2 separate regions of the Homo sapiens genome follow, and region 1 is linked to region 2. Evidence: read pairs that join two places in POLR2A ChIA-PET (ENCODE). Cell type or tissue: Panc1. All regions are shown on one strand. Links, peaks and the distances in the headings refer to the core of each region. The heading gives the core; the rest is flanking DNA.

Evidence for each region. ChIA-PET counts read pairs that join two places held together with the same protein. Peaks named below come from ENCODE experiments on the same cell type or tissue, not always from the same donor. Only the 100,000 strongest peaks of a DNase experiment are listed, where the experiment ranks them.
Region 1: POLR2A ChIA-PET joins it to region 2 with 13 read pairs; 3 of 35 experiments call an interaction of 5 or more read pairs at or near these places.

The regions. Positions count from the first base shown.
Region 1 is chr18:9,050,903-9,059,239 of GRCh38, reverse strand. No RefSeq gene overlaps it. Among named protein-coding and RNA genes, the nearest start is that of NDUFV2, 48 kb to the left of the region's middle. RefSeq lists a silencer at 3,661-3,770. In Panc1, for the core only: no CTCF peak of the experiment used is centred there; a DNase peak (open chromatin) is centred at 3,819.
Region 2 is chr18:8,639,126-8,647,462 of GRCh38, reverse strand. RAB12 (RAB12, member RAS oncogene family) reads right to left here. Exons shown (of 6, transcript NM_001025300.3): 6 at 8,080-8,337. Among named protein-coding and RNA genes, the nearest start is that of RAB12-AS1, 6.9 kb to the right of the region's middle. RefSeq lists enhancers at 1-438, 439-1,061. In Panc1, for the core only: no CTCF peak of the experiment used is centred there; no DNase peak of the experiment used is centred there.

The sequences.
Region 1 (8,337 bases), core at 169-8,168, 410 kb before region 2:
CTGTCTCAAAAAGAAAGTAGGAAATACTTAATTCCAATATTTTTTATCCCTTTGAACTACACTGCCATCCCCAATAGGAAAAGATAAGAAAATGGAAAGATGATGAAATTGAAAGATGCCAGAAGCCATTTTGATAAGAAGTAGGAAGCTCTGTACTTCTATACATATATAATACTCTTATTTCACAGAGTGTATTGGCTGAATTTTTAAAAATCTTTATCTTCCCCCATACAAAATAGCCTGTCTTATTTTAATGTGCAAAATTTCTTATTACTCCTCTTACTCACTGTTCCAAGCATTTCTATAAAAGGACAAACATGATATCTCAAACTGAAGTCTACATCACTGACTTCCAAATTAGATTCTCATTATTTCTATCCTCTTCTGCTCTCATGTCTTACAACAAAAAATGCATTAATTGCAGACAGTCTCTGAATCAGGCTCCTGCAATAGGGTTGGTGAATTAATGGAAGTTTCCGCATCATTTAAAAAACGAAGAGCACTAGTACAAATTCATTGTTTCTACAGCAGGGATTTTTGTGGGTAATCATTATCTGCCTGAGTCCAAAGACAGAGATATAATTACATTCTTCTCCGGGGAATGGTCTGTTGAGAAAAACACTTCCAGCTTTGTTGCTGAGAAGCAGCATTAGGGCTGGAAAAAAAAAAGAAAGAAAGAAATACCGATTATCATGTGTTCTGGAAGGGAGGGACTGATGGTCTGAGAAGGAGGCATGTACACTGCAGGTTTTTGAGTAGAGAAATGTTTCCTCTAGGTCCTGAGCTTTTTCTATGCATTCCAGACCATCCCTAGGTTGTGATACTGGGTAACCAAACAGGCCTATTTTTCAGGGTACCCGAACAGCCACGTATCAGCTCTCCAACTATAGGGTTGTCACTGTGCTGTCCACTACAGGACATAGGAACTTCCCACATCAGCCATGTGTTGTTTCCCATACAATGGGTGGGTTTGGTAGCTTGGTGAATGACAGTCCAATGACCAGAACCAAAGAGGATTGTTAACAAGGGGATTTTCTTACTTGCAACAGATAAGAACACCTGGTCCCAAAGCAGTACCTCCCGGGACTGGGAGCTGGATCTAGTTTTTATAAGCAAAGGGTAATGAGGCATGATCTCACTGGATCCTGCCATGGGGTGACGCCACAGCTAGATCTGATTGGATCCTGGATCCTGCCATGGGGTAACGCCACAGCTAGATTTGATTGGATCCTGGATCCTGCCATGGGGTGACGCCACAGCTAGATCTGATTGGATCCTGGATCCTGCCATGTGGTGTCCACTTCTTAATCCAGTCCCCTGCCCTCAGCCTGAGCACTTAGGTTCCCCCTGTGATTCTTGGTTCATCTGGGCATGCCCAGGTCACGTGACCCAAGGGTCCAGGGCAACTGAAAAACAACCCACAACTTTGTTACATAAAAGATGAATCAGATGGGTCTGGTGCTATAATGTGACTATGGAACCTGAAATATGGCTACTTTGAATTGGAATGTGTTGTAAATGTAAAATACATTTTGGATTTCTAAGACTTAGTACAAAAAATATATATAAACCATCTCATTAATTTTTACATTGATTACATGTTGAAATCAGAATATTTTGGATATATTTGGCTAAATAAAATATATAATTAAAATGAGCTTCACCCATGTCTTTTTGCTTTTAAAACTGTGGCTACTATAATTTTTTATTTTTTTGGGGGGACAGTCTCACTCTGTTGCCCAGGAGTGCAGTGGCACAATCTCAGTTCATTGCAACCTCCACCTCCTGGATTTGAGCGATTCTCCTGCCTTGGCTTCCTGAGTAGCTGGGACTACAGATGCTCACCCTCACGGCTGGCTAAGTTTTGTATTTTTAGTGGAGACAGGGTTTCGCCATGTTGGCCAGGCTGGTCTTGAACTCCTGACCTCGAGTGATCCCCCTGCCCTGGCCTCCCAAAGTGCTGGGGTTACAGGCATGAGCCACTGCGCCTGGCCTGGAAAATTTTAAGTTAAATGTATTTCTGTGGGAAAGCACTGCTCTAGAAATTCAGAACAATAGAATAATTGCATGTCAGGGAGAAGGAAAACAAGAAAAAAATAAGTATGCTGACTTTTCTTCCTCTTCTGGGTCCTGAGGGAATTAGAGAAGAAAAATATATCTTATATCTTAGAATTTTCGAGCTAGCAAAGCCATTAGAAATGACTGAGTCTGATACTTCTCAAAGCAGAGAACCTATCAGCTTCTGAAAATAATTCATAGATGGGGAGGAGTCCTCAGAACTCAGCTTGAGAAGCTATGGTGGCATCCAGCGAACTTACTTTGTAGATGAGGAAACCAAGACTCAGGGAGTCTAAGTGGCATAAGGGCAGCCTGCTAGTCAGTGGAGACCTACGACTAGAAACCAGGTCCTCCCTTCGCCCGCTCTCCTCTCTGGTACCCTATGAAAATGTTTACTTATTTATCTTCTTAATAAGAATAACAAATAACAAAAATTTCGTGCTTTTATTTTTAAAAACATATCAGTACTGCGCATATAGAAAAGTGATATTATCCAAATAAATGTCAAGTTCAGTTCACTTCCTTTCACTCAACTGCCATGACACTTCCATATTTCCCTTTTATTCCAAATATCTTAAGATCCCCTTCGGGGCTTTATATTCTATTTTCTGCCACCCTGATGAGCCTTAAAAAAACCTCATTTGGATAGCTGCTTCTCTGGATCTAGACAGGATTTGAGGGGATTATATTTCCTTTCCAGATTCTTCTCCTTTTCAAATTAATGTTTCCTCTTTAAAATATATACCCTCAACCTATTCAAAGTCTTTTCTTCAGGATGGCTGTTAATAAAACGTGTCTTGTAACAACAGTGTCTATGGCCTCCCTGCAGCCAACTCAGCTCACTGAGAGGCGGCCCTCTATAGTACACTCTGATAAACTTCTTTAGTTTCCTTCTATTGTAGTACCATATTTCCTTAAAAAAAAATCAGCCGGGCGCAGAGGCTCACGCCTGTAATCCCAGCACTTTGAGAGGCCGAGGCGGGCAGATGACCTGAGGTCAGGAGTTCGAGACCAGCCTGGCCAACATGGCAAAACCCTATCTCTACCAAAAATACGAAAATTAGCCGGGCGTGGTGGCGGGTGACTGTACACCCAGCTACTCAGGAGGCTGAGGCAGGAGAATTGCTTGATCCCAGGAAGGGGAGGTTGCAGTGAGCTGAGATTGTGCCACCGCACTCCAGTCTAGGTGACACAGCAAGACTCTGTTCTCACAAGAAAAAAAAAAAAAAAAAGAAAAGAAAAAGAAAGAACATTCCAGGAATGCTCCAATTGTGTTTTTGCTGTACTTTTTGTCTTGCTTGGTGTAGATGAAGCCCTGTAGTGGATACCTGGCAGGCTTTGCCATAGTGTTTCCTTGGTCTAAGGAAGTTCAGCCTTGCACTCAAGTTCTTCACCCCTGGGGCAATTGTGAAATTGACTTTAGTAATTAAAAGTTCTCTTTTATCTTTGTTTACTCTGAATGCTTTAGAATCATTAAATACAAATATTAGAACTGTCAGTGCTCTTTAAGATAATCTACTTAGCCCACCAGTACTTTCTCTTTCTGTCTACAATTGAAAGAAAAATGAGATTTTGGAGTCTCTGTGATTACTTTGCAGAAGAAAGCTATTATGAAGAAATAGTCTAAGGAACTAACTCATGCCAGGTAAGTCAGTGTTTCTGTTCATTTGGTGATGACTAATATTGGCATTCATCTGGCTGTTGTTAAGTGTAACGATTTAAAATTATTATATTGTGTAACCAAAAGATGGCAGTACTCCCTCTTCCTGTTTGGTTTTAGGACAAAATGGAAAGGTCATTTTGTTCTTACTACATTTTTCCCTTTACTCACCACAAAATGAAAATAATGAGTAAAAGTCACATAAGCAAATAAATAAAATATATTCCCAACCTCTTTAGTACAACCCTAATTACTTGATATAGCCATATCTATGCAAAAGAATGCAAGTCATTTTCTTTTCTTTTCTTCACTTGGTTTACTTTTCTAACAGTAGATGTTTGCTTCTATTTGGAACATTTAAAACGATGGCACCAGAAACCTCCATGATCCTTCTCAAAGGAGAGAGAACATGTCAGTTTCACTGAATGGTAGTTCATGTCCATACATGCCAAGAGAATATTGGACAAAAGCAAAATGCAGCAATAGTGATAGTTTATTTTCTGGTCATTACATTTCCCAAAATTATTACTCCACTCACCCTACCCCATCTTTTCTGAGGCATCTATATTGATTTATCCTTCAAATTCCAGCAATATTTTTATTTTATTTATTTATTTTCTTGTGAGATAGGCCACTAGACAAGTAATATTCTATCTAGAATATTACAGTTACACCTAGACCAAAGCTCTGTTTAAATAGAAAACCATACAATTTGGCATTGCAAATAAATAATTTGGCACCTGATGGCACTGAACTCCCTCAAAAATAATTATTCTAATTCATTCTCTTTCAGGTGGCTACATACAAAGCAAAGTTGTGGACATCTGTGTTGACACATTGTATGTTGTAGTCAGATGGGCTTGAATTCCTGCCTAGACCTTGCTAGGCACTGTGATTTGGAGCGAGATGTGCAACTTTGGGCAAGTTTCTGCCTAAGAAAAACGAGGATAAAATATCTAATTCTCAGGCTTGTTTTGAGAATAAGGTGAAAAGATATCTATACTGTGCCTAGCAAACAGTAGGCACTCAGTCAACCTAAGCCTACTTCTTTCCTATTAAGAAGACAAACATGTACATCCACTATTACTGTCAGCTGCTCAATAGAAGAAAATAAATAGGCTATATGTCTATAAATATTCTGTTCCTTTAGGAACAAATATTTAATTGGTTTACATGTTCCACATGGACTATTGTTGAAATCATTCATTCAGCAACTTCTATAGCAGTAACTAACATTTACTGTGTGCCAGGGCCTTTCTAAATGTCTTTACACATATTAACTCCTTTTCCTCGCAGCATCACCAAGAAAAGATGCTATCATCCCTATTTTACAGCAGGAGACTTGGAGTCACAGAGCCGTTAAGTCACTTGTCTGAGGTCACACAGCTAGATGAAAATCCTAGGATTCAAATCCAAGCAGACTGCCTCTGGAGTCTGGGTTCATAACCATTATGCCATTGCACATCTCTGAAACCACCTTTGCAAAAGTTATAATAGTGAGAATACTATGGCAGTGAAAGAGATCTGACTTAACCAACTCCATCTTGCCTGTAACCTCCATTCCTGGGTGTGGGCCAAGCTAACTTTGGGAGAAATCTATCCTTAAAGCAAGGATGATAATATCCCTCCCCAAATTAAACTGCCTTAGTAAAACTAATGAAAGGCCACAAGGTTAGGGTTATGAGAAGAATCTGAGTTCTGCAAAGATGTAGGTATAGTTAAAGAATAACCAGTCATTGTTCTGGTGGTCACAAGATTTGTAACTTCTCCAATTACTCCTATAAATAACCTCTACTATTGTAGAACCTAATATTGGCCTTTGGAGATATCTTTTCAGACTTTAGCTTTTCTGATGACCAAGATGACTCCATTTGGACTTATGACTCAATGGGTCCTGTGGCCCCCACCCAGAAGCAGACTCAGGGCATGAGGACCATTTTCCACATCCCTATGATTGCATCCCCAACCATCAGCAGCACCCATTCCCTAGCCCCCTGCCCACCAAACTATCTTGAAAAAACCCTAGCCTCTGAATGTTTGGAGAGGCTGATTTGAATAATAATAAAATTCTGCTCTCCTGTTTAGCTGGCCCTATGTATCTTGAACCCTTTCTCTATTGCAATTCCCTTGTCTTGATACATTGGTTTTATCTGGGCAGCAAGTGAGAAGAACCTGTTGGGCAGCTATAGCACCAGTTTCCCTGCTGAAAAAGAAGAGGAAAAGTACATTGAAAGGATGTTTTTTTCTCCTGATGTTTGGAGAATATGAGGGACCTTTACTGTTGAGATGTTAACTCAGCAGAGAAAAAGGGGGAGTGGACAAACAAGAATGTATCTAAAAATGGTGAGGGCAGCAAAGAATTATGTCAGAACTGTTGGGAATCCCAGTACTAGGAGATCTTCCATCCTGTGGCTGTGAGTTACCGTGGATATTTCTCTTTGTTCATTAAGACATTGTAGGGACATTTAGTATTCTTCAGAAGCCTCAGCTCTCCATTTTGCCATGGCAGTTATTAGTTCCATTAAAAGGTGAAGGCTTTCAGAGTGAATGAATTCTCCTTCCCTTACAGCCAGGGAATGAGCTTCTCAGGTATAAGATAATATGGCATTGTTCCATATTCCATTCCCAACCCTGAGCTAAAGCTAGTGAAGGTGGTAGACTTTCAAGGTCATTTAGACCCAAAACATTCACTGGGGCCCTAGTTTGCATAGTCACAGGTCATCGCTCTACCCCTTTTATTACTAACTTGTGGATATGAAGCCCACCATGTTTCACCATATTCTGCCACTGCCATCCAAAATCCCAATTTTCCTGGTCTTCCAGTCCCTCCTTCTCCCAGCCCCTACTGCTGTGCTTCCCCTTGTTGTCAACCTCCTGTCTTACACTTTCCAAAGTGTTTGCTGGACTTCCTATTCCACTGTAAAATCATCCTAGCCTGCCATTTGCCTTTTAGCATTAAAAAAATTGAAAAATGTTACTTAGTCAAATGTACTGAGTTATTTTCTCAGTCTTTCCTCCCATTGTTTTTATGGTTAAGAAGTTAGTAAACCACTTTTAAAACCTCATCACCCATCTTATAGAATAGTTTTCCCCACAATAGGTAGCTTGGGTGGTTTTAAGAGCCAATAGACACCAGAGTTGTGAAATTTGCAATTCATATTTAAATTTGACACTTAGGCACTTAAGTAGGTTTTAATATTTATATAGTAGGTCTAAATATTCATATAGCCTGGTTTACATATTATATAGCAGGTCTAAATATTCATATTTAACGAGAGCAAAACTCCATCTCAAAAAAAAAATCAGATATTGTGAGACTTACTCACTACCACGAGAACAGTATGGGGGGAATTGCCCTCATGATTCAATTCTCTCCCACTGGGTCCCTCCCACAACATGTGGGAATTATGGGAGCTACAATTCAAGATATTTGGGTGGGGACACAGCCATACCATATCATTCCATCCCTGGCCCCTCCCAAATCTCATGTCCTCACATCTGAAAACCAATCATGCCTTCCCAACAGTCCCCCAAAGTCTTTTTTTTTTTTTTTTTTTTTTTGAGACGGAGTCTCGCTGTGTCTCCCAGGTTGGAGTGCAGTGGCGCGATCTCGGCTCACTGCAAGCTCCGCCTCCCAGGTTCATGCCATTCTCCTGCCTCAGCCTCCCAAGTAGCTGGGACTACAGGCGCCCGCCAACACGCCCGGCTAATTTTTTGTATTTTTAGTAGAAACGGGGTTTCACCGTGTTAGCCAAGATGGTCTCGATCTCCTGACCTCGTGATCCGCCCGTCTCGGCCTCCCAAAGTGCTAGGATTACAGGCGTGAGCCACCGCGCCCGGCCTCCCCCAAAGTCTTAACTCATTTTAGCATTAATTCAAAAGTCCACAGTCCAAAATCTCATCTGAGACAAGGCAAGTCCCTTCTGCCCATGAACCTGTAAAATCAAAAGCAAGTTAGTTACTTCCTAGATACAATGGGAGTGCAGGCATCGATAAATACACCCATACTGAATGGGAGAAATTGGCCAAAATGAAGGTGCTAAAGGCCCCATGCAAGTCTGAAATCCAGTGGGGCAGTCAAATCTTAAAGCTCTAAAATGATCTCCTTTGAATTCATGGCTCACATCCAGGTCACACTGATGCAAGAGGTGGGTTTCCATAGTCTTAGGCAGCTCCATCTCTGCAGTTATGCAGGGTACGGCCTCCCTCCCAGCTGCTTTCACAGGCTGGTGTTGAGTGTCTGTGGCTTTTCCAGGCACATAGTGCAAGTTATTGGTGGATCTATTATTCTGGGGTCTGGAGGATGGTGGCCCTCTCCTCACAGCTCCATTAGGCAGTGCTTCAGTGGGGACTCTGTGTGGGGGCTTCAACCCCACTTTTCCCTTCTGCACTGCCCTAACAGAGGTTCTCCTTGAGAGCCCCACCCCTGCAGCAAACTTCTGCCTGGACATCCAGGCATTTCCATAAATCCTCTGAAATCTAGGCAGAGGTTCCCAAACCTCCATTCTTGACTTCTACGCACCTGCAGGCTCAACACCACATGGAAGCTGCCAAGGCTTGGGGATTATACCCTCTGAAGCCATGGCCCAAGCTGTACATTGGCCTCTTTTAGCCAAGGT
Region 2 (8,337 bases), core at 315-8,314:
GTGTCTGTCGACTCCTGCTGGGAGGTGTCTCCCAGTCAGGAGTCATGGGGGTCAGGGACTCACTTGAGGAGGTAGTCTGTCCCTTAGCAAATCTTGAGCACTGTGCTGGGAGATCTGCTGCTCTCTTCAGAGCCAGCAGGCAGGAACGTTTAAATCTGCTGAAGCTGCGCCCACAGCCGCCCCTTCCCCCAGGTGCTCTGTCCCAGGGAGATGAGAGTTTTATCTATAAGCCCCTGACTGGGGCTGCTGCTTTTCTTTCAGAGATGCCCTGCCCATTGAGGAGGAATCTAGAGAGGCAGTCTGGCTACAGTGGCTTTGCGGTGCTGCGGTGGGCTCCGCCCAGTCCAAACTTCTCAGGGGCTTTGTTTACACTGTGAAGGGAATACTGCCTACTCAAGCCTCAGTAATGGTGAACACCCCTCCCCCCACCAAGCTCTAATGCCCCAGGTCGACTTCAGACTGCTGTGCTGGCAGCAAGAATTTCAAGCCAGTGGATCTTAGCTTGCTGGGCTCCGTGGGGGTGGGATCTGCTGAGCTAGACCACTTGGCTCCCTGGCTTCAGCCCCCTTTCCACAGGAGTGAATGGTTGTGTCTCACTGGCATTCCAGGCTCCACTGGAGTATGAAAAAAGCTGCAGCTAGCTCAGTGTCTGCCCAAACAGCCACTCAGTTTTGTGCTTGAAACCCAGGGCCCTGGTGGTGTAGGCACCCAAGGGAATCTCCTGGTCTGCAGGTTGCAAAGACCATGGGAAAAGCATAGTATCTGGGCCGGAATGCACTGTTCCTCATGGCAGAGTCCCTCATGGCTTCCCTTGGCTAGGGGAGGGAGTTCCCTGACCCCTTGTGCTTCCCGAGTGAGGTGACACCCCACCCTGCTTCTGCTTGCCCTCCAGGGGCTGCACCCACTATCTAACCAGTCCCAGTGAGATGAGCTGGGTTCCTCAGATGGAAATGCAGATATCACCTGCCTCCTGCATTGATCTCGTTCATAGCTGCAGACTGGAGCTGTTCCTATTCAGCCATCTCGTGAGCCACCCAATAAATAAAATTAAAAAAAAAGAAAGAAAGAAAAGTTGCTTCTTTTTAAGGCTGAATAGTTAATATTCCATTAATTATCGTACATGTATGTACATGCCAGATTTTGTTTACCCATTCATCCACCAATCGACACTTTCTTTGTTTCCACCTTTTGGCTATTTTGAACAATGCTGCTATGAACATGAATGTATAAATATCTGTTTGAGTACCTGTTTTCGGTTCTTTTGGGTATATACGCAGAAGTGACATTGCTGGGTCATATGGTAATTCTATACCTGATTTTTTGAGGAATCACCATACAATTTCCACAGTGGCTACACTATTTTATATCCCACTTAGCAATACATAAGAGTTCCAAATTCTCTACATCTTCACCAACACTTGTTATTTTTTCACATATAATTGCCATCCTAATGGGTGTGAAGTGGAATCTTGTGGTTTCAATCTGCATTTTCCTAATGATGAGTGACATTGAGCATCTTTCCATGTGCTGTTGGCTATTTGCATATTTTCTTCGGAGAAATGTCTATCAAGTCCTTGCACATTTGTTAATTGGGGTTTTTGTTGCTGCTGAGTTCTTTGGATAGTTTTGGTTTTTCTCTATTATTATGTTCTTAATTTCATTGAGTTATGCTTCATCTTTATTATTTCTTTTCTTCTGCTTGCATTGGGTTTCATTACCGCTTCTTTTCCTAGTTTCTTAAAGTGAAAATTTAGATAAGTTATCCAAGACTTTTTTCTTTTCTAATATAAGCACTTAATGTTATAAATTTCCTCTGTGCACGACTTCAGCTACATCACACAATTTTTTTTTTTTTTTTTTGAGACAGAGTTTCACTCATGTCACCCAGCTGGAGTGCAGTAGCGCAGTCTCGGCTCACTGAAACTTCTGCCTCCTGGGTTCAAGCGATTCTCTTGCCTTAGCCTCCCGAGTAGCTGGAATTACAGGTGCCTGCCACCATGCCCAGCTAATTTTTGTATTTTTAGTAGAGACTAGGTTTCACCTTGTTGGCCAGGCTGGTCATCATACAAATTTTGATATATTGAATTTGGGTTTTTGTTCCATTAGAAGTACTTTAAAATTTCCCTTTTAACTTCTTTTTTACATATGGATTATTTGAAAGTGTATTGTTTATCTTCCACATATTTGGAGATTTTCCAAATATTTTCTGTTATTATTATTCCAGTTTAATTCAGCTGTGGCATAATACATACTTTATATTATTTTTTAAAAAATTTATGGCACAGAATGTAATCTATCTTGGTGAATGTTTCATGTATATTTGAAAATACAAATTTTTCTTTTGATAGTGTTCAATTAGGTTGAGTTTAATTAGGCCACATAAGTCAAATAGGTCTTCTGTAGCCTCACTGATTTGCTATTGACTTGTTCTGTTGACTGAGAAAGGAGCATTGAAATCTCCAACTGTAATTCTGAATCTGTCAATTACTTGTAGTTTTATCAATTTTTGTTTCATGTCTTTCGAAGCTCTGTTGTTAGGTGCATACACATTTAAGATTACTGTCATGTCAGTGAATTGACTCCTTTATTATTATATAATGCTCCACTTTTTCCTGGAAATATTTCTTGTTCTAAAGTCTGCTTTGTCTGATAGCAATAGAACCACTTCAGCTTTCTTTTGATTCGTGTTTTCATGATACCTCTTTTTTCATCCTTTTAACTCATCCTTAAAGTGGGTTTATTGTAGACAGCAAATAATTAGGTCTTTAAAAAAAAAAATACAGCCAGGTGCAGTGCCTCACATCTGTAATCCCAGCACTTTGGGAGGCTGAGGTGGGTGGATCACGAGGTCAGGAGTTCGAGACCAGCCTGGCCAATATGGTAAACCCCGTCTCTACTAAAAATACAAAAATTAGCTGGGCATGGTGGTGTGCGCCTGTAATCCCAGCTACTGGGGCAGCTGAGCCAGCAGAATAGCTTGAACCCAGGAGGCGGAGGTTGCAGTGAGCTGAGATCATGCCACTGCACTCCAGACTGGGTGACAGAGCAAGACTCTGTCTCAAAAAAACAAAAACAAAACAAAACCAACAAAACAGTATGACAAATTTCTTCTTTCAATTTGTAAGTTTAAACTGTTTATAGTTAATGTAATTGCTAATATAGTTGGATTAAATTCACCATCTTGGCCGGGTGTGGCAGCTCACGCCTATAATCCCAGCACTTGGGAGGCTGAGGTGGGCAGATCACTTGAGCCCAGTTCAAGACCAGCCTAGGCAACATGGTGAAACCCCATTTCTACAGAAAAAAAAAAAAAAAAAAAAAAGCTGGGCATGGTGGCACATGCTTGTAGTCCTAGCTACTCGAGAGGCTGAGCCAGGAGAATCACCAGAGACCAGGGAGGTCAAGGTTGCAGTGAGCTGTGATCATGCCACTGCACTCCAGCCTCAGCAACAGAGCGAGACCCTGTCTTAAAAAAGGAAAAAAAAACCCAGCATCTTGCTAGTTGTTTTCTATAGACATTTAAAGTCAGTGCTCATCTTATAATGATTTGTGCATATAGTGATTGCTAGCAAATTTAAATGACACTAAGAACATAAGCCATTTGGGCCATCTTCTAGTTGGTGGGAAGTCAAAATCCTGCTTGGATGGTTATTACAAATAAATAAGGAACATGCTACTATATACTTAAGCCAAAACGTTAGTAAATCTGTTCAGACTGTGAGAAGACAGCAAGGAGTCTAAAGACCTGGGGCTCTGACCCAGCTCTACCCCTTGCTAGCTACAGAGATCTGGGCAAGTTGCCTAATCTTCCTGAGACTCAGTTAAATAGACAAAACAATACCGTCTACAAGCAATTAGAGGAACTATCTCTAAATCTTGGGTACAGTTGAGGAAAAAAAATCTCTTCATTTGGGGAAAGTCCAGAGAAAATGGAATTTCTGAATCTGGATGACAAATGGAATTTCTGAATCTGTTTGATGACTTGTCACAGTAAGCTTGCGAGTATTTTTGTGTACAGGGAGAATAATTAGAATATATGTATAGATCAGTGACTGCTGCAAGGATGCAAATGAGAAACTAGGGACTTCAACTAATGCAGAAGGTTGGAGAAGAGGATTTAATTCAATGGGGCTTGAAGACCAATCGGATGTAGGGAATAGAAAAGAAGTCAAGGACTCCCAAGTTTCAGATTTGGGAAGCTAGGTAAATAGTGGTTACTTTCACTGAGGTATGAAATATAAGAGGACAAGTTGGAGGGGGCTGGTTTATAAATAGAAGGTAATATCAGTTTTAATGTCAGTTGATTTAGAGGTGTCCATAAAACCAAGGTGGAGATGCCAGTAGGTAGTTTGATGGGTGTATTTGGAGTTCAGGAGTAGTCTTCACTAGTCTTGGAAGTCATCGGTGTACAGGTAGAGGCTGGGCCACTGTACACTGACAGTTGGGCCCTGACCTCTCTCTACTCTGAGCTTCCCCAGGACTTGGTGCGTCTTCCGTGGATTCACAGAGGCTGCTCTGCCGCGTGTTCTAGTTATGGATCCGCCATCCCTTGCACCTGAAACTCGAGGGTCGTTGTATTGATCTAGGCCTTGCACAAAGCAACCACACAGCAAATTTCAACTGTTACTACAGTGTCACAACAGAAATAATGGGTTCCTTCTATCACGTCCTGACCCACTCATCACTCTTATGCAGCTTGTAAGCCAAGTTACAAATTCTAGGCAACGCGTAATCTATACACAAGGACTTTCCCTCTCCCTGGTAATGTAAGTCACTCATGGAAAAAGACCTAATTTGAGGAAGCTTGTTTGAGAGCTGGAGACATGCGAGGTAAATCTCCTGTTCTGTTGTCATCAACTAATATTCACCCCTCACATTTCATTGTAAAGACTTTAAGCAATTAGTTAAATTAAACCAGCTGCCCACTAGTGACTCCATTTTGAAGCCCCAGGAGATAGAAAGAGAACCAGCTGGAGATGAGTGTACAGAGAATGAACCTGTTGTTTCCCCACTGCTTTACAAGAAATCCACTGTAATTCTCCACAAAGCTGCTCAACTCCAGGATGTTTAGCATCCAGTTCACAGACCAGAAATACAACTTTGTGGCCCCAACAAAATCTGCAGATCTTGTGGTCTTGGGTGGTTTTTATTTGTTCTTAGATTATGCTCCTCTCCATCTACATGGATGACTGAAAATTCCTTTTATATCTGGCTCTATTTACTTCAGAGTCTCTGTGAGAACCAAATAAGACACTAACCTAGGACAATGAGCTATAAACGTATAAAATATTACTTGCGACTGTTCTTCAAAAAGACAGTTCCTAGCTGGGCATGGTGGCTCATACCTGTAATCCCAGCACTTTGGGAGGCGGAGGCAGGCAGATCGCTTGAGCCTGAGTTTGAGACCAGCCTGGGCAACATAGTGAGACCCCCATCTCTACAAAAAATAGACAAGGTGCGTGCACCTGTAGTCCCAGCTACTCAGGAGGCTGAGACGGGAGGCTCACCTGAGCCTGGAAAGGTCGAGGCTACAATGAGCCATGATCGCACGAGTGCACTCCAGCCTGGGTGACAGATAGAGACCCTCTCTCAAAAGCAAAACAACAACAACAACAACAACAAAAACACAATAGGACAGTTCCCTTAAAAAATCTAGAAGAATGGCCGGGCACAGTAGCTCACACCTGTAATCCCAGCACTTTGGGAGGCCAAGGCAGACAGATCACTTGAGGTCAGGAGTTCAAGACCAGCCTGGCCAACATGGTGAAACCCGTCTCCACTAAAAATACAAAAATTAGCTGGTCATGGTGGAAGGCACCTACAATCCCGGCTACGTGAGTGGCTTGAGTGTGGAGCATTGCTTGAACCTGGGAGGAAGAGGTTGCAGTCAGCCGAGATCGCACCACTGCACCAGCCTGGATGAGTGTGTCTCAAAAGACAAAACAGAAATCTAGAGGGATCAAACTGCATTTCAGCTGATCAGACAATGGACTGCTGGGCTGTCCAAAGGTGAGACAGGCCACTGACAGCATGAGAACCACTGGCCAAGCAGATACTGAATAACCAGCCCCTATGACAATGTGGGAATTAACAGTCTAGAAAATTTAGCTCTAGTCCCACGCTCACAAATCGTACTCATTGGAAGAAAAACCCAAAAGTATACTTACTGGAAAACCTAAGAATAAAAATTTAATCAGTCTGGGCCAGTGGTTCACACCTGTAATCCCAGTACTTTGGGAGGCCAAGGTGGGTGGATCACCTGAGGTCAGGAGTTTGAGATCAGCCTGGTCAACATGGTGAAACCCCATCTCTACTAAAAATACAAAATTAGCTGGGTGTGGTGGCGTGCACCTGTAATCCCAGCTACTCGGGAGGCTGAGGCAGGAGAATTGCTTGAACCTGGGAGGTGGAGGTTGCACTGAGCTGAGATCACGCCATTGCACTCCAGTCTGGGCAACAAGAGCAAAACTCAACAACGACAACAAAAATTAAACTCAAGAGCTATAAACCACACTGCCTTCTTGCAAAGTCCAACTGTAACCCCCAAACTATCCTACTAAACAAGGATAGCACTTTTGTTAATACTACAGTTGACAGACTGAAAATGCAGAAACTAAGATTGAGTTGTAAACATAAAATAGACCACAGATTGCTGAATGAGCTACAAATGCCCATGCCAAACACCACCGTTTTTTTTGTTGAACTCATCTTTGAGGATCTGTTTCTTGAGATCACTCCTGGTTCCAGGTCCTCTATCAGTCAGGAAGACAGACACCAATGCGGGATATCTAAACAGAAGGATTTAATACAGGGGACTACATGGTTGTTCAAATGCTAAACCAATGAAGTGAAGGAAGCAGCTACCAACCCTAGGGCCCTGGGGGCAAAAAGGGGAGGGCACTGCCACAACTCAGGAGCTCAGAGGAAGGACCCCTGCAAGACTGGGTCCAAGCTTCTGAGGAGGGGAGTGCAGACTCGGAGGAGCAGGACCCTGGGGGGCAGAGGGACTGCTGAGGGTACAGTCCAGCAGGGGCTGGAATGACCCAGCTGGCAGGACACTGAGAAGCCCAGATGCCACTGGTACCTCTGACAGGGCACAGTGAGGTTGGAGCCAGGGGTCCCGCAGGAAGCTGGAGGCTAGAGCTGGTGGTCTGTTGTTGCTCCAGGGAGGCTGATGGGAACGGAAAAATGGCAAGCAAGCCCCTTCTTCCCTCCTGCCAACTTCTAGCTCTCCATCAGCAGATTTTAACAGGAAGAGCAAGAGGGTTTGGCAAATATAGTTGGGAGTCCCAACCCCAGCATCACAGAGCAGAACACAGAAGGGCAGGGTGGGAGGTGAGGGTAGGTAAATCACCAGCAGTCGTAATCGACTGTGGCTGATAAAGGCATATACACGAACTAAAAATCTTTTCTGGAGGACACGACAATCCAGTTTGCTACAGCTCAGTGGCACTAAAGAAGTCCCTGCACACTGCTGTGCTGCCATCGCCACCGTCCATCTTCCCCAGCTGAAACTCTGCACCCAGAAACAATGCTTCATCCCCTCTCCCGCCCTCCTGGGAACCACCATTCTACGTCATCTCTATGAATCTGGGTGCTCCATATACCTCATGTAAGTGGAATCAGGCAGTATCAGTCCTTCTGGGCCTGCTTATTTCACTCAGCGTAATGTCTTCAAGATTCATCCGCGCTGCACATGTGACAGCATTTCCTTTCTTTTTAAGGATGAATATCCCATTGTTTGTAGAACACACATTTTGTTTATCCATTATTTTGCTGATGGACATTGGGGCGGTTTCCACCTTTCGGCTCTCGTGAACAATGCTGCCGTGGGCACTGGTGTACAAGTACCTGTTTGAGTCTCTGCTTTCGATCTTTTAGATATAAACCTAGAAGTCAAATTGCTGGATCATATGGTAGCTCTATGTTCAGCCCTTTGAGAAAACATCAAACTCTTTTCCCCAGTGGAGGACTATGCTTTTCCTGTCTAAACACTCAAAAGGATTAAGCTGTGGAGCTCATGGAGAATACTGTCATATATACAATTTATAATTGGATAAATAAATATGGCAACTCAACTTCATTCATAAATACAAAATTTTATTTGCACTTCATTAGTGTAGAAAGACCACAATGCTTTTCATACCACAACACTCAAGACACACCAAGTTATTCAAATACATAATTACTTAATTACCTTGACTAAACAAAACAGTGCAGTTTAATAAAAGATATACCAAAGATAGAGTTCACAAATTCATCATCAGACCAAAAAAAAAAAAAAAAAAAAAAAAAAAAAAAAAAAAAAAAAAAAAGAACACAGTCTAGGCTTAATCA